Regions from separate parts of the Mus musculus genome. Here regions 2 and 3 are each linked to region 1. A link is a loop called in an ENCODE intact Hi-C map of the cell type or tissue named here. Cell type or tissue: left cerebral cortex. All regions are shown on one strand.

Region 1 (8,000 bases):
TGAATATTCATTTTCTTTTAGAGGGTTAGGTTTGGGAAGGGGCCTAGGTTTTTGCCAAGGAATTCAAAGTCATCACAACCAGTTAGAAATGGAAATTTATAAGTCCGCTACTAAGATTCTGCCTCACAGGTACAAGCGGAATATGAACAATGACTGAAAATGTTCTCTGCAACTATAGCACTATTGGTTCTGTCATTAAGAATAAAGAAGTAAATGTATTTGCTGATGATTTCGTAATCATCTTCCCAGATACGTATTTGAGAGGTAAATAATCCACATTATATGGTACAGTCTCGGGTCATTGAACAAATACACTATTATTTAAATGAACATATAATTAGCAATGTATAGGCACAGCTAATCCAAGTGTCACATGTGTGTGTCAAGTCATAAAGACAGGCGGTAACAAGGGTCTTCCTCTTTTTAAAGAGGCTCAAAGTGAATTGAAACATTCTCCAGCAAATCTTGCAGTAGGCTAGCCTTCATCCTTATCTCTAGGGAAAATAAGTTCAGTACAGATCCAGACAGCCAAGTCAAGAACCACTGGTACCAAGAGCATCTTGAGCTGCAGGTAGTGAAGTCGAATCCCCTAGGTGATTTAGCTAAAGCTTCGAATGCAGAGTGAACCCACCCATCCGCAGTTCTTTCCCTAAGCCGCGCTTGTCATGTTCACTGCAGCCTCTGCTCAGAGAAAATCTCACCTAAAACCCAATGTATGAAACAGATAAAGACAGATTAACTTCGTTTGGGGTGTGTGTTTGTATATGTATATGAGTGTGCCTGTTTGTGTGTGAGTGTGCTGTGAGTGTGTACGGTTGTGTGTGAGTGTATGTGCAATTGTGTGTGAGTGTGTGCAAGGTGTGTGTGAGTGTGCGTGGTATAGTGTATATGTGTGATGTATGTGTGGTGTGTACTTGTGTGTGCACATACATATGTGCTTGTGTGAGTGTGCTGAGTGTGTGTGTGCTGTGAGCATGTGTGCAATTGTGTGTGTGAGTGTGTGTGGAATGGTGTATGTTTGGTGTGTTGTGGTGTGTGTGTGTATGTGTGTGCATGCGTGAATGGCATGGTATGTATGTGTATATATATATATATGGTGTGTTTGTGTATGTGTGGTGTGATATGTGATGTGTGTATATGGTAGGGTAGTGAGGGGGCTATGCAGAATATTATTTCAAAAACACTGCTTTTAAACTAAATTGTGAAAGTCTGGAAATGGTATTGGCTTATTTCTAGCAAATTTTTTCTTCTAGGAAAAAAAAAATCACCTTTGTGGTATAAAGTCCAAGCTTCCACATCAGAACGGGGTAATGTCAACCCACAGGTTAGCACAAGGTATCAAGCACATGCTATGTACTAGACTCTTGGCACAAAGCCAAGCTTGTGGCTTCTCCCTGGCGATGGTGGTGGGCTTAGCAGACGAGTCCTGAGTGGTGAGTTGAGCTCAGGAACCAGCTCTCTCTGTACACTGGCTACAGCATAGTGACAGCTGCATTTCCTGAGTGCTTTTACTGTTACACTTCGGATTCAAAGCCCGTGACACAGATAGTGTCATCCCTAGCTCCCAGATTGGAAAAACAAAACACCTGAGGCTTGAGAGAAGTTAGCTTGCCTGTGGTCACACAGTGACTTAGCTAGGATTCCAATCTAAAATATTATGACTCGGACACTCAGACTCTTGAGCTCCAGAGAACTCATGATTCATCGACAAATGTCTGTTTGCTAATGGGAATCTAGATGTGGGAGCCATAGCACACAGCTGTAATGGGCTGGAGATACGTTCTAGAAATGGAATCAGATTCGTATATCATATCTGCAACACACACGCTTGAGATCTGTAGGGGGCCTTCTTGCCCCAAACTCTTGAGAAGAGGAGCTTGGTATGCCACGCCTTTCTTGCCTCCTCCCAACCCCCTGCCATGTCCTGCAGACTTACCACAAGGTCTGAGCTGGTCTGGAAGGTCTCAATGTAAAATGAATAGTGTTGGTCGCCCATCTGGTCTAAGATAGCTGTCATACACGCCACAAAGTGACTCTACAAAACATAATGAAAAATACAAAGGCACTGAAATTTGTCCTTTCTGTCTCCTTGACATCAAACTTGAAAATATACAGCCCCCCCACCCCCCGCACTCATAAAGGACCACCCAGCAGCAAAGCATCTCCTCTTGCTGGCATGTAAAACAACTCCCTAAGAGGAAATGTCCTTACCGCTAATTCATTTTAAAACATTCATTAAACACCCATTACGTGCCTGTAGCTGTGCTAGGAGCTCCAGATACAAAACTAAGAGCAGAACCCCCTTGTCCCCCTCTTCACCCCACCTCTGTGCTGTTTGTACCTCGGAAACAGCACTCTATGGATGTTGGGAGACTCAGCCTATGTTAGCCAAGATTCTCAGGGGCAGTCAGTTTCATTTTCCTGGTAAATAATTTTGTCTGCATGAATCCCCATAGTCTTATCTGTGCCCTTATCCACTCCCAGAGGAATTCCTGGAAAGACCAACAGCTCCAACAGCACTGTTAAGTGCATGGCAAGTCTCTGCAGAGAGATCATTACTGGATCACCATGAATCAATCAGCCATGAGCGAACCTAACACCTACCAGGATTGGCATTATTTACGGATAAAGAAGATAAAGGAGATGCGGAGAGACAACCTTTGCTCTTCGTGAGTTTATTATTTAGTCGGGAAAGCGTGATTAATGTCCATGAGGAAAGGAGTCAGACAAGAGGGAAATCAAGGTAGAGATGTGAGGAGGAGGTGGGTCCTGAAGAAACCCTGAAAGTGGAGAAGCATGAGTTATAGCCTCATATGGACCAAAGGCATCACTCAGTCTCTCCTGTGTTCTCCCTCCCAGGGTGTTAAGTGTCTGTGCTGGGGCATGCTGGCATATAGAAACAGCACTTGAGGGGATATATTCTGGAAGCTGGTAAAGAAACACTGGTCACTAATCAAGCAGGGCTGAGATAATATTCTCAACTGTTTCCTGTAAGATCCTAGAGGGATGACCATCTTGGCCAGAGGAGGTCTCACTGTGAACCAGGCCAGGCCAGATTTTTTTTGAAGGTTGCCTGGTTACTGGTGGGATACAAGGAGTGTCCAGGGACTCCCACTGCTGAAGATAGGCTTGGAAATTTCATTTGAAATTTTATTTGAAATTTTATTTGAAAAATAAAGGTGTGTGATACCTGAGTGTGTGTCTCTGTGTCTGTCTATCTGTCTCTGTTCTTGTCTCTCTGTCTCTGTCTCTGTCTCTGTCTCTCTCTGTGTGTGTGTGTGTGTGTGTGTGTGTGTGTGTGTGTGTGTGTGTATCTGACAGTCTGTGGCCTTTGTTTAAAAAAGTCTCCTGTTGTTAAAAATATTGAATATGCATGCATGTAACCTGTATATCAGCCAGCCTGTAGGTCTGCTCGAGTGATGGACAGTGCTTATGGCCCCTAGGAAGTACCCTCTGCATTCTTTGGTAGGTCTCTTAGGTTGCTTAATGTGTTCCATGCACTCATTTGCCAAAGTAGCTAACATAGGTACAGGCTCTCGTTTGCTTCCTGGTGTTTTTCAATTAGGACGTTAGGGGTGTCATGCCTTCTCAGTCAGCAGGGCCAGCTATAGAACGGAATGAGGCAAAGATGTAGGGTCCTCACTTAAAAGTATTATGGATCATTTTGGAACAGCTGAGTGGCCTTTTAAAAGAAGGAACTCGATGACTAAGCAGGTCACCTGCACAGAAGCTGGTGACCGCTAAACCCACCCCATGTTTAGAAAACATGGATATCTGGCCCAAAGCACCAAGCTTAGACTTTCAGGGGGCTCTAGCCACTTTGAGTGTAGGAATCCAAAGCCTTGGGGATCCCACCTGCTTGTTATTTCCTGGCGAGACCTCCAGGGTGGGTAGTAGTGAGTTTGTGAAATTACTCAACTCTTTCAAACCAGGCTGAAGCAGCTGCATCCTGGCTAACTTAACAAGGTCGCACTGAAATTAAGAGATGGATTTCATACCTCTGGGTAGCCTAAATGTAGGGAAGGGAGATTCTAGAGTTTGAAGAGCTAGAGGTAGGTGTGTGTGGTGTGTGTGTGTGTGTGTGTGTGTGTGTGTGTGTGTGTGTGTGTGTGTGTGTGTTTACCTGGGCTTCCTCAGTTCCTGCTCCCTCCGTCTCCTCTCTTCTCTCCCTTCCTTAAAGAATTCATCCTGTGGCCACTAGAGGGCTTTTCTTTTCACATGGTAGCTGCTGTGCAGTTTGTTCGGCTTTTTATTTATTCCTACGTGAGCAGACCCACTACACTTCTTGCATATAAACAGTGAAAATTACAATATAAAGGGCTTATTTTTTCCTTCGTTTGGAGTTATCTTGCTTCTGGTCAAAGGCTGGCTCGTTGTACAAGGAAGGGGCGGCATCTTCTGCAGGTAATTCCACTGCTTGGAGGTAAGAGATATGGGAAGGTTTGATTTTTTTTTGTTTTTTTTCTTTTTTCTTTTTTTTTTTAAATCGATGATCTTGTAGGAAAAAAATGCTGTTGTCTCTTGGACAGCAGTCTACTTTAAATCTTTGGTTTAAATGAGTGCTGAGACTGTGAGCTTGTGTGGGTGTGTGTGGTGAAAATCCACCATTGTCAGAACTGCAGGCTGCCCCAAACGCCTCGATCCGCAAGGCTTGTTATTCCCAGTGGCTTGATTTGAATTGGAAGAGGAGGAAATGCAAAGAGCGAACCTCAGAGGAGCTCAAGTTGCTGGAATTACCTCGAACGGGCTGCATTCTCTTAGGGTTTGTTTAAGGAAACTTCTCTGCCTTTTTTTTCTTTCTATCTTTAAATAATGAAAAAAGAGAGAGGGGTTTTCCATTCTTCATTGGAGAGTTTGACCATTTTATGAAATAAACCATTATTGTTTTATTAGGAATCAGTCAGTGTGTTAGAGTTCACAGATCAATCAAAGTCACTTTACCAGCTTGTTAATTTCTTTGTCCAGATCAGCATGTAGAAAAGCCCGGTTGGGTGCCTTTCACTAGGATTTGCATGCACTGTCATGGAAGTTTAGACAAGTCACTTGCATTTGCCTGTTAATCAAAAATTGACTGCTTTATCTTGAACCGGAAGCATCCTGATTTTTCTACCACAGCCTAGCTCACTTTGGTATCGATCCTTAGGTGATCACACAGATGTGACTAACAGACTCCCTGAAGTAGAACGAGCCACAGGCAGTAGGTTCATTAAAGGCTCTGTCATTTGAATTGAATAGCCATTCACGATTTCTCATGCAATGAAGGAGTAATGGAATCACTTAGTGCTTCTCTGACGGCTAGCCCCTTTCAAGATTGTCTTCAAAATGGCAAGTGTGTCTTGGCCCTCTCCCATTTTCACAAGTTTGAGACCAGACTTTCATACCTGCCGTATCTAAAATGCTTAGAGAAATTGGGGAAGGATGGTTGGGGTGACAATCAGACTATTTGCCCTGGCAGCCAACATAGCCCTAAGGTCGACTGCTGCTCCAACTTTATATCATTAAAAGTTCAAACTCCCATCCCCTCCAATGACCTAGAAAAGCCTTAATGTTGCATGGGGTTCTCGGGGAGTTGGGGGATTCCCTGCAATCTGAGCCAATTAGAACCCTCTTCTTTTTATTCCTGGCAGAAATTCTATAATCGACATATATTTACTACCACGGCATGAGGCAGCCACTCATCCATACCAAAGCAGCATGCCAGGTGCCCGGATAGGAAATTGCTTCTTAAAACAGAGTACCAGAGGGACTTGCATATTAAATTCCAGAGAGAAATTGAATCTGAGTCTCTGGCGCAAAGCAGGCAGAGTCACCTCGCTCTAATCGGGTGGTTTAAAATGTGGCTAATGAATCACAGCATGAAGAGACACAGTTTGAAACTAGGTCAAACGTGTAAAAATAAGTGCAATCATTGCAGGCACTTGGCTGATGAGGGGCTACTTAATGCTGGAGTGGAGGGGTATATTTGCCGCATAGGACCTTCTTCGGCTATCTGAGACAATCAAGTCCTTTAATTAATCCGGCTCATCACTACACTCAGAGGTCTCGCACATCTGGGAGAGAACTGAAGCTTTGAGGAAAAGGACAACCAGTCAGGCTCTCTTTACTATGTGCTGGTAAGGAAACAAGAGGAAACCGATAGTGTGTGAGCAACATAGCAGACGACTTCAGTTTTGGTAGGAACTCTCCCCAAATCATTACCCTGGCTCCTTTGTATTAAAAGTCTCTTCCATATCATATTATTATTGGAAATACTAATAGTTCTGCATACAACATTCAGTTTAACCATTCCTACTTAGCAACCTTTAATTCAAACACACATATGTAGGTACACACACTCACATACACACTCTAGAGCACACACACACACACACACACACACACACACACACAGAGTTGAGACTCTTGTGGTGCTAGAGTAAACTGTGGCAAAGAAGGCAAAGCAATCATTTGCTCTGCTTTGGAGAACAAAATCAAGGAGGGGGGCTTGGCTGCTGGGAGGCACCCCGCTCACCTGGGATTGGTGGGAGAGGTGAGAACACAGAAGGAAGGAAGTCAGCTCCAGGAGCTTGCTACCTAAATGCCAACATTACTATGAGATAGCAGCTGGTGACGCGTTGCTATGGTAACTTCAGATAATGCGCACGACCAAAATAAAATACAATATAGAAAGCACCAAGGAGAGAAGATGAAGGAAACTTTGCGTGCGGAGGGATGCTCACGGGGAGATGAAAAGTTCTGTGAACAGGCTACACTTTGGAGACTGAGAGTGGCCAAATGCTGCTCCCAGGCTGTTCCTCTGCTCACCCCCATGTCTGCTGTGTGCTTATGTAACCAATTTTATTCTTGGATTAAACTAGTGCTGTCTGTATGGTGGATCCAGGACTGATTGGAGGTGGGAGGTTGTGGTGTCAGGAAAAGCAAAGGCTCTGAAATCCATTCATCTCAGAGCTTCGTCAGGCCTCTGGGAGTTGTAATGTGGAAAAGTCTTTAGGGCTGCTGAGGTATCCAGTGTGTTCTCTTATAGCAATGCCAAGTCTGGCTACAGTGCTGGGCACCAGGGGGGGGGGGGCAGCAGGGTGGCTCAGTCTGTGTTCCAAGAAGCTCATATCTAATGCTTACTTGATACATAGCCACAAGCAGGGGAAGTGAGAAGTGTCTTGAAGCCAGGTAACCAGATTTCCAATCTTAGCCATGTGCCTGTGACCTTGAGCAGGAGGATCTTGTGTAGCTTGCTTGCCTAATGTGTCAAAGAAGATTAAAAAAAAAAAAACCCAAAACCTCTTTATTTTATATGGAGAATAAAAGATTGAATTAATTTATATAAAAAAGCTTGAACGTATAGAGCCTTCATTAAGTACCAGTTATTATTAATTATCATCATCATCTTCATGCTATTGGCTGTATTCCACAAAACTAAGCAGATTAACCAGGTAAAATTCCCAGCACAGAGGAAATGGTAACTGTCTACCAGTGACTGTCAGTGAACCAATTTAACTGCTTCCCACTGCAGCTTGGCCGCAGTGACGCTACGGCCTTCAACTCTCAGTGGCCTTTTGGTTATTGAGTGTCAAGTTCAGCCGCTCAGTGAGTTTGTACCTCTGTGAGCAAAACACGCTGGGGGATTTCTTTTACTTGAAGACAGTTGCTGGAAGGTAGGAAAAGTGACTTTGGTGTTCAAATTGTTCAAAAGCACACGCTACTACTGCCTTTATGGAGAGCGGAATCCCTCAGCTGCCTGGCTTTGGGAGGTGCCTGTCTTTGTGTGTCCTGAAAATCCTTAGCTTCCCAGAGGTCCTGCTGTGTGGTAGATGAAGCCAATTCCATTCCTTCTTAGGAAAATGAACACACATCTAGAAGGTGTATGTGATCTGTTCCATGTCAAAAACAGAAGAGCATCATGAGCAAGCAGAGAGGTGCCAACTGGATGCTGTACCTCTGTGTGAATCCTAACACTGCTCGCCTATTCATGGTAACTCCAGGAGGGCTAGGACCGTGCGCCC
Region 2 (8,000 bases), 500 kb after region 1:
CTGTCTGAGGCTGGGAATATGTGCTAGAATACGGAGTTTTAATTTCATGTGTCCTATAGATTTAAACATTATTTATAAAATCCAATGAACTAATACTAGCAGCTGATGATTTTTTCCAGTGAATACTTTGTTTCGTATTCACTGGAAACTTAAATCTGGAACTTAAGTACTGGAAACTTAAATCACATGAAGCTCATTAGGAGACCTTTTGGTATGGGTGGGCTGTGTCTCGCTATTGCAGTTAAATGTCTGATTTTGCACTCACTCTTTTTTGAGACTCACGTAGCACTAGCAGTTCCCAGAGAGCTCATTTCATGGTGCCAATGTTCATCAATATGCTCAACTTTTAAATGTATACAGCTTTATTTTAAATACAGTTGTCACTGTACTGCATGCAGACATCATTCATCTCCTTAAAACGATCTGGCTCCTTCACTTTCCTTACTCACTTTTTAAAATTTTCTGTGCAAGTGTGAGGGTACCTGTGTTCCACCCTATCCTTCCTGTGCCTGTCCCTTCAGACTTTGCTTCTGTTTTCATGTTACATGCACATATATGATTTTATGCACATATAAAGTTTGGGTGTCACAAATCAGAGAATGTACTGTTTAAGAGACGGTTTAATTAGTTTAGCATGAGCAGCTCTACTTGTATTCATCTTTCTCCAAATTACCCAGCTCTGTGGCCTCCACGGTTGCACTGTATACATACCACACATCCTTCACCAATACCTGGGGTGTTGGACATCTAGATCAGGTCCACGTTTACCACTGCCCTGACCCTGCTGTATCAGGTGCCTGGGCTCCAGACACTCTACCTTCTCATCTCTATGAGTTTGACTTTCCCAAGGGACAGAGAGAGCCCTGGAACAATGATTCCCTCACAGACCCTCCCATACTTTGTTAGTCACAAACTCCATTACACAGAAAGCTGGAAGCTTTGAAGTTTTGAAATAAAAATGAAACTAAATTAGCTTTGATATTTAAAAATGTCAAGCATGCATCAAAGCCTATTTCTGAAAGCTTAGTATAAATATGGAAAAACCACAAAAACTTTTACCTGTTCTTACCAAAAAACTTAAGTCTAAATGTCTTAGACTACTGGAAAGCCCTTTGAGAAAGTTGGTTTTTCTTTCATGGCTACTTGAACTAAGAGAAAAACAACAGTTTATTTATTTATCCCACCCAGCAAGACACTCTGGAAAGCTGGGCTGAGCTGTCTTTGCTCTGTGGACTGGGAAGTATAACTGCCTAGCATCACTTGCTGTTCACAGCCCCCTCCTCCTGCAGTCACCTGAGTCTACCTGACCCTCTGAAAAAAAAACAAAGGAAGGCCACCCAGACTGTAGACCTCCAGTGCACACAGTGCTCAAACAGACTGCAGAGCTCCAGTGCACACAGTGCCCAGACTGCAGAGCTCCAGTGCACACAGTGCTCAGACTGCAGGGCTCCAGTGCACACAGTGCTCAGACTGCAGGGCTCCAGTGCACACAGTGCTCAGACTGCAGGGCTCCAGTGCACACAGTGCTCAGACTGCAGGACTCCAGTGCACACAGTGCCCAGACTGCAGAGCTCCAGTGCACACAGTGCCCAGACTGCAGGGCTCCAGTGCACAGTGTTCAGACTGCAGAGCTCCAGTGCACACAGTGCTCAGACTGCAGAGCTCCAGTGCACACAGTACTCAGACTGCAGAGCTCCAGTGCACACAGTGCTCAGACTGCAGAGCTCCAGTGCACACAGTGCCCAGACTGCAGAGCTCCAGTGCACACAGTACTCAGACTGCAGAGCTCTAGTGCACACAGTGCTCAGACTGCAGGGCTCCAGTGCACACAGTGCTCAGACTGCAGAGCTCCAGTGCACAGTGCTCAGACTGCAGGGCTCCAGTGCACAGTGCTCAGACTGCAGAGCTCCAGTGCACACAGTGCTCAGACTGCAGAGCTCCAGTGCACACAGTGCCCAGACTGCAGGGCTCCAGTGCACACAGTGCTCAGACTGCAGAGCTCCAGTGCACACAGTGCTCAGACTGCAGCGCTCCAGTGCACACAGTGCCCAGACTGCAGAGCTCCAGTGCACACAGTGCCCAGACTGCAGGGCTCCAGTGCACACAGTGCTGGGAACATAGACAGAGCCACACGGCACAATGCAGGCGGTGAGAAAGGAATGATGGAGAAGGCTACTGGCAGCCAGGCAGAAAGACACTGACCTGGGAGAATTGGGGGTATTCCCACTTTGTTCATGTAAGACCTCAATGTTGGCCGGACTATCCACAAGCTTCACACACTTCTTCTCCTTCTTCGGCTGTGTATCCAGATGCAGGTTCTTATGAGGAGAGAGGCTGGCTGGCTGCACACATGAAGAGGCTGGCTGTTTCCACTGCACAGTGTTATCTTTTAAGCTATTAAGACAGGATTCCTCCTCCCTGTGAGGTGGGAGTCTAGAAACTCCATCCTCAGTGGCACTGGCAGCAGCTGTTTCTTCTGTTTCTTCTGGCGTGGTTATATTCAATGGCAGCACCTCGCGCCTCCTTTTGAGTACAGGTACTTCAATTCTCTCTGAAAAACAGTCATTAAAATATATGCTTATTGAATAAAACAAAGACACAACCCAAGGAAACTCAGTGAGTTATACATAAACTCATTTCTCTTTTTGGTACTCTGAAGATATACTTTTCTCTTTGATAAAATATATACTTTTAATTTTCATGTAAGTATATACTGCATGTTGAGCACCCCACACACGTGGTATGTCCCCATTTTCTTGGCTCTCCTTCCAGCCTCCTTCACTCTCCTGGTCATCTTCATTTCTGCTTCCTTCCTCTGTTTTCACCCCGTCTCTCTGGCAGGCACTCTTCACTGTTCTCTTTCTGTGGTCCAGGAAAGGACTCCAGGCTTTACCCTCGCTGAACTCCAGCTCGGGCCCCACACACCATCAACTCTGTCTTCTAAGACTATCTGCAATGTTTTCCTTGTCGATTCTGTAATCTAGAAAGCCCAGGCTGACCAGGATGTGCAGGTGACAGCAGGAATGCAGGCCATCTTCCTGAAACCTCTGGGAGGGAAGGCAGCAGTGGCCGAGTCCAGGAGTTCTGGATCGGGTCCCACACTGCAGCCAGGTGATCTCAGGCAGTAACTTCTCTGCACTTCGATATCTTTAAATTAAAGAACACCAAACCTGCTTCATTCAGTACTGTCTTGTAGAGATGAAATGAAGGATGGAACTCTGAATATTGGTAATGTATGCCTACTGGACTCATCTATAAAATATATTCAGATGCTGGCCACTTGTGTGATGCACGTTTCCCCAGTCCCAACCACACCCTGCCTCCCAGCAGCTACTGCAGAGCCCCTATCCTCATGGCCTACTGATCCCCTATGAGGGTCCCACAGCCACTCAGTGACTTGCCCTAATGCCTTCCTCCCACCGACACATCAATGTGCCCTTTCATTTTCAACATCAGCACATCAGCGGCCTGAGGTCCTGCACAGGAAGGCTCCCTGCTCGCGCTGCTGCTCTCAGGTCAGCCAGACCCCACCTCTCTTTTCCTCTGTGCTTCTCAATCACCCTGACTCCCACCACCTCGAGTCTTTGCTAGGTTGGCAGACCTTAGAAATTCATAATGGGTAATTTTTTCTTTTCATAAGGATAATATTTAATTGGGGTGGGTTATATGTTCAGAAATTCAGTCCATTATCATCAAGGCAGAAACATGGCAATGTCATAATGGGTGATTCTTAATCAGGGGAGCCTATTGGAGTCAAAGAGAAAAAAAAGGATAAAGACGCCTTTAAAAAAAAAAAAAAACTATAAAAAAAAATCTTTCTATTGTGAACACCTCCCCCTAGTGGTGAGACTTAATAGAGTTCCCAGAGATGACTGCCGAGTTAGGCAAAGGACCTGGTGAAGAATCCTTAAACCTAACATGTTAGTTAACCCAGCCTTCTGGGGAGGAGATGGGTCAGAAGCACAGAATTCATACATTTCTTAACACTGACTTTCTAACTTTCAACCTCTATACCATACAACCCACTGTTTGCAATAGATCAGCTGCAAAGACTGGATAGGCAGGCTATTTCCTGAGTAATTAGATGTAGGATATTTCCCCCATCAAAATGGACAGAACTCTGAGTCAGGAATGATGGCGCACAGCTTTAATTCCAGCACTTAGCAGGCATCAGCAGTAGGTTCTCGAATTCAAGTATGGAGTATACAACGAGTTCTACACTCACCAAGACTGCATATATAACTTTGAGAACCTCTCAAAGTTAGGAAGGGAGGGAGGGAGGGAGGGAAGAAAAAAGTCAAGATGAAAGGTGGAATAAGAATCTTTATTTCCATCAATTATCCTTCCAGATAACAAAAAATATAAGGAAAAAAACCAGTGAAAATTGAAGTAGATGACATAAACCACAGAACTGATCAACCAGAGTAAAGAATAGTGAGCTTTAAAGATAGGCTGCTTGAAAATAAAGAAGAAAACGAAAATGAGTGAGAAGGAAGAAAGAAAATGTCAGCATTTTAGGAGATACCATCCAAAGGTGTCCAGAAGAAAACTAGAGAATGACAAAAAGTGCAAAGTTTATCCAAAGGAATAACAGAAAACTCTATAAACCCAAGAAATGTAAAAAGATGGGAAGATCAAAAGTCTGGACAGAGTCAAATTCTCAAAGGTCAAAGAGAACATTCAAGAGCAGCACAGGGCAGGTGAGAGAATGGCAGCACTGCAGGGGACTTCAGATACTGAAGGGGAAAGCTGCCGGACACCCTTCCCTAATAAAAGCTAAAGGATGCTCAAAAGAAAGAGAAGATACCCCGGGCGGTGGTGGCGCACGCCTTTAATCCCAGCACTCCGGAGGCAGAGGCAGGCGATTTCTGAGTTCGAGGACAGCCTGGTCTACAGAGTGAGTTCCAGGACAGCCAGGGCTACACAGAGAATCCCTGTCTCGAAAAACCAAAACCAAAACCAAAAAATAAGAGACAATGCAAATGTGCACCATGAAACCATGCGAAGCTGGGGAGGAGGGACATGCTCAGTGGTTAAGGGCACTAGCTGCTCTTCCAGAGGACCTGAGTTCAGTTCCCAGCAACCATATGGCAGCTCACAACTATTCTTAACTCCGGTTCCGGGTTATCTGACATCTTCCGATCTCTGCAGGCACCAGGCATGTACATGGTGTACAGACAGACATGCAGACAAAACACTCATATACATAGAAATAAATTTTGAGTGTGGAAGAAGTATCTGAAGGTTTAACCCCTGAAATACTCAGAGAAAATCCTTGAATATTCAAAGTTGAGAGCCACAGCCCCTGTGCTCTCAGCAGGAAGATTTAAAAACACTAACAAAGGAACAATTCCAATCAATTCTTACAGGATAAGAAATATAAAATGATTTAAAATTTGACAACAAAACTAAAAACAAGAAGAGAAATGAAGCTAAGGGAAGGGTAGTTTGTTTTGGTTTTGCCTTTGTAGTGAAAACGGTCACAGCTCTGTTCAGCATAACTTGTTTTACATATTAAGAGGTTCTTTATGGGCTTCATGGTCATTATAAGTAAAAAGTTAAAATCTAAGGCAGGGAACCAAACGTAATGACTAAGAAACGTTACTCAGCAGTGAAGATGGTAGGAGAAAAGAAAGGAAGAAAAGGCACACTAGAAAACCAGCCGCAATGCAGCAGCAGCAGCAGGTTCTTAGTGGTCAGTAATTGCCCTGGATGCAGACGGATCACATAATCTAGTAAGACAGAGAGTAGCTGAAGGGATTACAAAAACAAGAGCAAATGACGATGCCAACACGAGACTTGGTCATCTACAAGGATATGCAGAGGCTAAAAATGAATGAATAAAGATGTACTCCACCAGAGAAAGTGAGATATTTGTCAAGTCAAATAAACTTCACATCAAAACCATAAGGCTGGGACATGGAGGAACAATAAAGGGGCCCAGACCAGGTCTGTAGTATAACTATACACAGAAGCATGCCATGCAGGCGTGATCAAATCTGTATTAGAGGGACAGCTGGACAAGCAACAACTGTGGAGGGCAACACCCCACTTACAGCCATGGAAGTCATCCAGATAAAATCAGCAACATGGTGCATTTCAAGTGTACTCTACACTTCAATGGAGCTGATACAAACTCACAAAACAGTCTATCCAACAGCTGTAGAATTCCCATCTTCTCTACTGCATATGAAGATCACATATTAGGAAAAAACCAATTCTGAACAGAAACGAACAAAAACCAAACCCAAACCCAGGTCCCATGAAATGTTTTCAGACCCCAAGGAAGGCAGCAATAGAAGGAACACGAGTACAGACTGAACAAAGAGCTGGGAAGTAACCAACCCCCACCACTCAGCTCATATGTTCACAACGTCAGAACATGGGACAGGGAAAGGAGGAGCTCTTCAATTAACTGCGCTAAGAAAACAGAGTGATGGCTGCATGACTGAGCTCGTGAAGAAAGCACAAGCAATCAAAGCAAAAATAAACATGAGGCCCTGTATCACCCTAAGATCCCTGGAACAGCAAAGGAAGCAATGAAAAGCATCTACAGGGTAGAAGGAAACATCAGCAAATTACACGCCTGATACAACATTAGTGTCTACAAATTATAAAAACCCCAAACCAAAATACCTCACAAACAATCTGACTTTATAAAAAGGCAAAATAGGGGCTAGGAGATGGCTCACTGGTAGTTGCTTGCCTCATGAGCCTGAGAATGCGACTTCATGCTCTAGGAACTGCAGAGGTAGAAAGAGGGATCCAGCCTTACAATGTTGGTGTCTGATCAGCACACACATGCTGTGCTGTGTAAGCACACATACATACAGGTACACACTCACATGCAATAATAAATACATGCTTAAAAAGTAACTATTATGTGATCTCCTATGCCTGGGAGCTCTAACACCATGACAGCCACAGTTAACAATAACGTACTTTGTAAGTCAGAGTTAGGAAGAAAACTTTCAAAGAGTTTTCTCAACTTCAAAAGGATAAAGTATAAGATATTCAACTTAAAATCATGAGTAATTCTGAGATGTTTCTACAGGAATGGATATTAATTTACCTTGATTTGAACATTATACAATACATAAGTGGAAACATCACATTGCACCCTTGTGTCCAATTACTATGTGTCAGAAGAAAAACAATTAGAACTCTCAATATGGATAGCTCTTGAGGTCAAAACTACATCTTCTCTGCATTTCTGGTGGTGAGTCCTGGGACACATGACTAGTTTCTGGTCAATGGAATGGCAACAGACAACATCTAAAGAGCCTGGATCCTAACATGCACAGTACTCCATCAGTCCTGGAATGCTCCTCCAGAGGTTCATCAGAAGGGGAGAAAGATGGGCTGAGGGAGTTAGGGAGAGAGGAAGGAAGGAGAAAGTCCTAGAACAGAAGTCTTGCTAGTTCTTCTGTAACTGGTCTAGCTCTCGGTATCAGCTGCTTCAACGAAATGAAACACACATCTTTGATTCCATTCAGGAGGCAGAATAAAGAAGATTATGAATATGAGGCCAGCCTGAACTACTCAGTGAGACCCTTCCTCAAAGTAACTTCAAAACCCGTTGGAACACCCTGAGATGCTACAATTTTTTTTTTTTTTTTTTTTTTTTTTTGGTTTTGGTTTTTCGAGACAGAGTTTCTCTGTATCACCCTGGCTGTCCTGGAACTCAGGACCAGGCTGCCTCGAACTCAGAAATCCGCCTGCCTCTGCCTCCCGCGTGCTGGGATTAAAGGCGTGCACCATCATGCCCAGCTGAGATGCTACAATCTTAAAGGAGAAAAGCTCAAGTTCTTGCTATTCAGTATGTTGAACTCAGCTATCCTAAGAGAAAACATGATTATATTCATGCTTATGCAGTGACCAACCTCTTAGTTTTCCTACACATTTGACAGCTCCACTGTACTAGAGACATAATGACAAGTTGGTTTATAGTTTCTCAGGGTTCCTCCCAATCTGAAAGGTAAGAGCCTATAGAACACACC
Region 3 (8,000 bases), 480 kb after region 1:
TAGATAGTCCTGCATATCAGATATTTACATTAAAATTCATAACAATAGCAAAATTACAGTTATAAAGTAGCAATGAAATAATTTTACAGTTGGGAGTTGTACTGGCTGGTTCTGTGCATCACCTTGACACAAGCTCGAGTCATCACAGAGAAAGAAAGGAGCCTCCCTTGAGAAAATGCCTCCATGAGATCCAGCTGTAAGGCATTTTCTCAATTAGTGATCAGTGGGGAGGGCCCAGCCCTCATGGGTGGTATCATCCCTGGGCTGGTAGTTCTGGGTTCTATAAGAAGGCAGGCTGAGCAAGTCCAGAAACAAGCCAGTAAGCAGCACCTTTCCATGGCCTCTGTATCAGCTCCTGCCTCCAGGTTCCAAACCTGCTCGATTTCCTGACCTGACTTCCTCCAGGGATGTACTGTGATCTGGAAGTGTAAGCCAAATAAACCCTTTCTTCACCAACTTAATTTTTGGTCACGGTGTTTCATCACAGCCATAGAAACCCTAACTAAGACATGATGAATTTAAGGGTCACAGCATTAGGAAGGTTGAGAACCACTGCTATATGGTCTTGAAGGCCACAAGGGATTTCAAGTCTCACCCTGGCACTGGAAAGTAAAAATGGCAGATGCTGGTGGGCCTCACTGCTGGGCTCACTGCTCTAGTGAACAGGAACACTTACTCAGAACCTGAGATTAGGCCACCCCAAGCCTAATAGATCAAGACAAAAACTAGACCTTGGATAAGTATAAGGTGTGACCAGATAACACTAAGCACTGTGCAGAGCTAGAATTACCAGATCATCACTCTGCCTGGACAATGTGATAAATGCTAACTGAAAAACCAATCAAGTTCAACAGGTGTAATGGTTCAAACCTTTACACCCAGCACTCAGGAGGCAGAGGCAGGTGGACCTCTGTGATTCTGAGGCCAGTCTGGCTCACATAGTAAGTTACAGACCAGACCAGGGACTGTGAGAACCTGTCTAAAAAGATTGAAAGAGGAAAATAAAATCGTGTGTGTGTGAGTGTGTGTGTTTGGCTGCATGTGTGTATATGCACTACAAGTGTGCCTAGTGCCCAAGGAATTCAGAGGAAGACATCAGGTCTCCTTGACATCCAGGAACTGGAGTTGAGGATGGTTGTGAGCCACCTCAGGGGTGCTGGGAACTGAACTCGAGTCCTCTGCAAGAGCAACAAGTGCTCTTAACTGCTGAGCCAGGTCTCCAGACTCCTCATTTTTATTTATATGAATATCTGTGTGAGTGAATGCCATGTATCTGTGTGGGGTACTCAGAGAAACCCAAGGAGGTCACTGGATTCTCTGGAGGTGGGGTTATAGGCAGTTGTGAGCCTATGTGTTGGAGCTGGGAACAAAACTCAAGTTCTCTGGAAGAACGGCAAGTGTACTTAACTTCGGAGTCATCTCTCTCGCCCTGCCATGCTTTTCTTTCTAAAGTACTACCCGAAATCACATGAAGACTAAATCCTTTAACAAATTTCTACTGAGATACCCAGGCCTCTCTGTAGTGTGTACTGACCAGCAATAAATCCTACTTTTTCTATGATTGGCATATTCCAGGTGGGCTTTGTGTAGAGAACAGTGCCAAATGTCACTGGAAGACTGTGGACAGTTCTACTGACACCATCTCTGAAATGTGTCTTTATTTAATTATTGCACCCCACCACCTTAGACCCATCCAGAGTCAGCAGTCCCTGGATGCGGACTTTAACTGTTCTTATCTTGTCTACTCTTGAGCTATAAGGTGTATTTTCCAATGATAAAAGTAATGTCGGGCAGTGGTGGCACATGCCTTTAGTCCCAGCACTTGGGGGGCAGAGACAGGCAGATTTCTGAGTTTGAGACCAGCCTGGTCTACAGAGTGAGTTCCAGGACAGCCAGGGCTCCACAGAGAAACCCTGTCTTGAAAAACAAACAAACAATAATGCTTATTTATTACTTTGCCTTTTGAGTTATCCATGGTCCAAAAAAATATTAAATAGAAAATTCAGAACTATACAATCTGCAGGAGCAATATAATTTCTTTTAAAAAAGCAATTACAATAGCTCCCCACTCCTTTACCTGACATAAGACCCCCAGATGAAAACCTGACGTTGCGCTCTCTGTGTGCTCTTTCCTGTTTCCTGTCGTGATAAAAAAAGAGGCCCAGAGTCAATGTGGCTTCCCACACCTTCTCCCTTGGTGCCTCCATTACATTTCATTAGTATTCTGGGACCATTAGGAAGTAAACCAAGGGTTACCTGAACACGAGTACTGTAGTGTTACAACACTAATCTGATACCCAAGATTGCTACTGAGTGACTTGCTGGTAGACTGTGTACCCAGTGTAGATACGCTGTACAGTAGGACAACACACAGCCCACTTGGGACGATAAGCTAAAATAAGCTAACCCATAATCTCAGCATGCTACTCAAAAACAACAGCACACAACTGACAGTCTACAGATTGCAGTTTCTATTTCATAGTTTTGGACCATGGGTAACTCAGAGTGAAGTAATAAATTAAGAAGCACTCTTTTTATCATTGGAAAATATACTTCATAGCTCAATAGTTGATGTGATAAGAACAGTTAAAGGTGTCAAGCTATAGCCAGACAACCCAAATAAAGTCAGATAAGACAAGATCAAAATCTATTTCATTTTTGCATGCCAGTGATACCTTCCTCTGTACCCTTTGGAGAAAATTGCTGTGGGTTATCTCTTTTGCCTTTATAACCTGTTTGACCTTCAGACTTTAAATCCTGAAGGTTAAGCTTAAAGAAATACTACAGATTATCTCCTACTAAAAATGCTCACTCGGAATGAGAAATGTTACTGATTTTTTTTTAATGTTGATACCATTAACGTAGACATGATGAGATTTTCGTTTGCCTTTAATGTAAAAGTGTCTCAGACTGACCCAGAAATTGTGACAATCTTCCTGTTCTCCATATTCTGAAGTGCTGAGTTGACAGGCTCAGCATTTAGATGGGTCCCAAATCCAAACAGAAAATACATTCATATTCCATATACACACAATTTCAGGGTAACACTATACAGCTTATATGTTCAGTATGTACAGTATATATGTCTAGTATGTACAGTGTATGTTTAGTATGTGCAGTATATATGTTTAGTATGTGCAGTATATATGTTTAGTGTATACAGTATATATGTTTAGTATGTGCAGTATATATGTTTAGTGTGTGCAATATATGTTTAGTATGTGCAGTATATATGTTTAATATGTACAGTATATGTTTAGTATGTACAGTATATATGTTTAGTATGTACAGTTTAGTATATGTGTTTAGTATGCTTGGATTCTGCTGCTTGTTGTCAGTTGTGGACTTCCAACTTGTTCCTGTATCAACATCCAAAGTTTTACATTTTGGATTATTTACTTGGGGGTTAAACTATCTGATTAAGGATGTTCAGCATGTCCAGTAGATTACTTGCTCTCAGCTTGGAGTGTTGCCATGTAGTTACCCCCTCACTCCTCTGCCTGGCTTTGCACAGGGTCAGGGAGTGAAAGAGTTGGCCAGCTGCAACTGGACTTATTTCTCTTTCCTTCACATAACAATGGTTTTAGTGATCTTTGCCTATTCGTGAAAATCTAGGGCATGGTTTCCAAGGTTCTCTGTTAAAGGGCGCCCCCCTCTGTCAGTGTATCAAAGTACAGTCTTTAATAAATAATTTTCCTTGACAGTGGTGGGGACCTTGAGACGTTCTGAGGTTCAGCGTCCCCTCTTGTCTTGGTCCTCTGTTCCCAAAGCTATTGGGATGCAGATAAATCTCTGGCCATGCAGATCACTTGGGCAGAACTATGGACTGAGTGCCTCCTTCATTTGCTGAAGTCTTAACCCCCAACCAATAGCATTAGGGAGTGGGACCTTCAGATGGAATCTCCTGAATGGAACTAGTGACTATGAAGAGCTTTGAGTTAGCTAGCTCTCTCTATCTCTGTATGTCTCTCTGTCTCTGTCTCTCTCTTTTTCTTTTCCTTTCTCTCTCTCTCTCTCTCTCTCTCTCTCTCAATCTGTAAAGCCATGGTATTGGCTTGAAATCTTCTTTTAAAAACTTATTTTATATATAAGGGTATTTTGTCTGTGCACCACATGCATGCCTGCAGGGTACCTGCAAAGGCCAGAAGCAGGTGTCAGGTCCCCTCAGAGATGGAATTACAGATGGTTTTGAGCTACTATATGGGTGCGGGGAATTGCACCCTGGTCCTAACCTGCTCTAAACCACCAAGCCTTCTCTCCACACAAGACCTTTCTTTTGAAATGCAGGTATTCGTGGTTGTTGGTTTCCCCTGGAGCATTTTCGATTTGCTATAGCTCATAGTTTTACTATTTTCTCTTTCATTCATCTTAAAGTGTTTAAAAATTCTTCTTTAAATCACTTCTCCAAGGCCCCAAGGCCTGACGCTATTACTGATGCTATGGTGTGCTTACAAACAGGGGCCTATCATGACTGCCCAGTGAGCAGCTGAAAAAATCAAATGTAGATGTTTATACCCAACCAATGGACAGAAGCTGGTGACCCCTGTGGTTGAATTACAGAAAAGCTGGAAGAAGCTGAGGAGGAGGGTGGACCTATACGAAGACCAGCAGTCTCAAGTAACCTGGACCTCAGGACCTCTCAGACACTGAGCCACCAACCAGGCAGCACACACCAGCTGATATGAGGCCCCCAACACATATACAGCAGAGGACTGCTGGGTCTGGACTCAGTCAGAGAAGATGCACCTAACTCTTGAGAGACTTGAGGCCCCAGGGAGTGGAAGGTGTGGTGGGGGTGGAGATGGGAGCATCCTCTTGGAGATGAGGGTTGGGGGGAGAGGAGATATGGGATGTGGAACAGTCAGAGGGTGGACCGGGATGGGGATAAAGTCTGAACTATAAAAGTTTATATAATAATAATAGTAATAATGATAAAAAGCACTTCCCCAGTGACTCCTTCCTTGATTCAGTGGTTGGTGTCTCTTGTTTTATTGTTTTATTTCTACATGAAGCAGCTAGAGGTTGACTCACCTGATTTTAAGTGCCAACATTCATCTGATCGGTTTCTTCCTGATTCACCTGCTGTAGTGAGCCCTCTGTCACTCTTGAGAGGTTCAGGAAGGCAGAGTCTGCTCTCTACAAGTCCTTGTCAGGTAACTGGCTGATTGTGTGGGATAGATGGACTTTAGTATCTGTGGCCCTCTCTAGCATTCTTCTCAGCTGTTGCTGGGACTATATCTCTACCTAAGAAAGACTGTGACTATGTACCTATGTAAGACTCTGGGGAGCCTTAGCTTACAGGGTGAACCACATGGACCTGGGGTTGATGCAAAAAGCAAGAGGAATTTATTGTTCCAGTGCATTGGGGTCATCCCAGACCTGAAGGAGAGGTAGCGATCACCGGCGCCTATTCTGTGAGTTTTTATATGGTTTCCAGAGGCAGAATAGATCAGCATCTAGGCACAATAAGATTGGCGGAACAGTGCACCCTTTAAACTGATTGGTCTTTAGGGAATGAGGTGACAAGGACTTCCCTTGTCTGAAGGTGGGCAATGGTCAGTCCTGCGGAATGTGTCCCCACCCACTGGTCTGTTCCCACCCTGTGGTCTGAGGAATGTTAATTAGCCTCTCCCTTCCAGAAGGGCGAGTGTTTCATGACCTTCCCAAAGTTCCTGAGCTGACCTTTTCACCTGCACCTTTTAGGAATGAGAACAGGGAGAGGCGCCGTAAGATCACATCAAACGAGGAAGCAGGACTACGAGCTGCTTACCGTTTTGCAGATTTAACTTTGGATGTGCATTTTACCATCATGCAAAATGAAGGCTTTGAGGCTGTAGAGACGATGTATGGTTAAGAATACTGTCTGCTCTTCCAGAGGACCCAGCTTCATTTCCCAGCACCCATGGCATCTCACAATCATCTTTAACCCCAATCCCAGGGCATCTGACATCCTCTTCTGGCCGCTGCTGGCCAAACATATGTGCAGATAAAATGCCCATATACATAAAATAAAAATAAATGAAATCTCAAAAATACAAACAATAAGATATTTAGAAAGTAATAGCTATCCACTATGCCCAGTGAAAGTTGCCCAGGCCTCGTGTTGTCTATGGAGGTTAGATCTGAGTTTAGATAGTCTAAGATGCATGATTTAGGTTAAATCATACTTAAGATTAGAGCACACACTAAGACACATTAGCTCGCTCCCATCCACACGTCATTTAGAAAAAAACCATAATTTATTTGCCACCTGTGTTGCAGACTCTTCTAGTGGCCCACTCCAGACTGAATAAATCAGGGCTATAACATTTGACCCAGACAACTACTTTGTCTTTTATGTGTGTGCTGTAATTGTATATGTGCAGGGTGGGGTGCATGCTCGTGTGTGTGTGTGTGTGTGTGTGTGTGTGTGTGTGTGTGTGTACATGTGTGTGTATACATGTACAGAGGTCGTGTGTGTGTGTGTGTGTGTGTGTGTGTGTGTGTGTGTGTGTGTGTATAAAGAGGCTGGAGTTCACTGGGCATTCTCCTCTATCTTCCTTCATTGTATTCCACTGGAAGAGGGTCTCTTGCTGAGCATGGAGCTCTGTGTTCTTGGCTAAGCTGGCTGGCCAGCAAGTCAGAGTGGTCCTCCTGTCTCTTCCCCCTACAGTGCTTGGGTTATTGGTGTGTGTATGTTCATGTCAAGCTTTTTACATGGGTATTGGGTATCTAAACTCAGGTCTTTGGGCTTGCACAAGCACCTTTACCCACAGAGACATTCCCCTGCCTTCTTTGTTTCTTTGTTTCAATGCTAGATGTTAACGTTTACTGTTCTGGGGTCAGCTCAGAGGCGTTCTCTTTTTCAGTCATTATAGAGGGAGAGTTTGTTTCCCGGAAGGGAGTTTTAGTTTGTTTTATACTTTCATAAAGAAAGGCATATTTTGAGGCAAAGTATCGGACACACATTTCTCAGCATCTGTGAGACAGAGGCAGAGGGTTTTTGAGTTTGAAACAAGCTTGGGCTACATGGCTGATCTTATTTCAAATAAATGAATACATGTTTGGTAGCTTACTTATGGATGTTTGAATAAGAAGTACTCATCCAAACTGAAATAATTCCTCTTATTTTCTGTTCACATCAACACTTGTACACTGAGTCCTCTATCTATCTATCTATCTATCTATCTATCTATCTATCTATCTATCTATCTATCTACCTATTTATCTACCTATCTATGAAATGGTAATTTAATTATAACACTTCTCCCTTCATTTTCTTCCTCTAGCCCTCTCTATACCCTTCCCCTATCTCCTTCACATTCAGGGCTTCATTTTTCATTGTTAGTGCATGCATACCCACATTTGTATATACACACATTTGTATATACATATATATTCCTTAGTATAACCTGTTGAGCTCATATAATGTTACTTGTATGTGTGTTTTCAGGGCTGACCATCTGGCACTGGACAGATTGGTGTGCTATTTCCTGGGGTGCACCTCCCCTGCTCCCAGCTTTACTCGGTTGGCTGGGCTTCTTTTAAACAGTACACTGGCTCCAAATCCCTCAGTAAATGTTCACCCTGGCTACATTTGCACCTGGATTGTCAAATGGCCAAGCTAATCACTATTTTGTAAGGAAAAATAGACTTTCCTCGGAGACCACTTTCCATTAGAATTTTAGGCTTTCCAAAAACAAAACAATAACAAAATCAAAAGTGAAACCCTGGAAGGCACCACGCTGCTTATAACAAATACTCAGTTGCTTCCTATCACCTGCCCAGTAGCTTTTGTCTCCAAGGGTGTTAGAGTAGAAGCCAGAAGCTGGAAGTATGAGGTTCTCTTGTCAGGCCTGTTCTTCAGTGTCTATTTGTGGTTTAATTTGTCTAAATGTGTAAGTTTTTGTTTGGGGAAAAAAGAATTTCCTAAACCCAAGCTGCACGGCATTGTCCCTGGGTCACCGGATAAGTGAGCTGGAAGTGCACTGGGAGCATCAGCAGCAGGCTGAGGATGTAGC

Evidence for each region. A loop is a pair of places that touch in the nucleus more often than their neighbours do. Peaks named below come from ENCODE experiments on the same cell type or tissue, not always from the same donor. Only the 100,000 strongest peaks of a DNase experiment are listed, where the experiment ranks them.
Region 2: it touches region 1 in a loop (4-fold over the local background); 12 of 42 quality-filtered maps call a loop at or near these places.
Region 3: it touches region 1 in a loop (4-fold over the local background); 4 of 42 quality-filtered maps call a loop at or near these places.

What each region holds. Positions count from the first base shown.
Region 1 is chr11:34,310,523-34,318,522 of GRCm38, forward strand. It overlaps Dock2 (dedicator of cyto-kinesis 2), which reads right to left. Exons shown (of 52, transcript NM_033374.3): 28 at 1,937-2,035. Insyn2b (inhibitory synaptic factor family member 2B) reads left to right here and starts at 4,300. Exons shown (of 4, transcript NM_001025382.2): 1 at 4,300-4,423. In left cerebral cortex, a CTCF peak has its summit at 4,229 (motif pointing right); DNase peaks (open chromatin) are centred at 4,219, 4,622, 5,758, 5,999 and 1 more place; H3K4me3 peaks cover 694 bases.
Region 2 is chr11:34,811,124-34,819,123 of GRCm38, forward strand. It overlaps Spdl1 (spindle apparatus coiled-coil protein 1), which reads right to left. Exons shown (of 12, transcript NM_027411.2): 10 at 8,000; 11 at 2,203-2,551. Among named protein-coding and RNA genes, the nearest start is that of Spdl1, 19 kb to the right of the region's middle. In left cerebral cortex, a CTCF peak has its summit at 3,850 (motif pointing left); a DNase peak (open chromatin) is centred at 3,860.
Region 3 is chr11:34,792,650-34,800,649 of GRCm38, forward strand. No RefSeq gene overlaps it. Among named protein-coding and RNA genes, the nearest start is that of Dock2, 13 kb to the left of the region's middle. In left cerebral cortex, a CTCF peak has its summit at 3,645 (motif pointing left); a DNase peak (open chromatin) is centred at 3,650.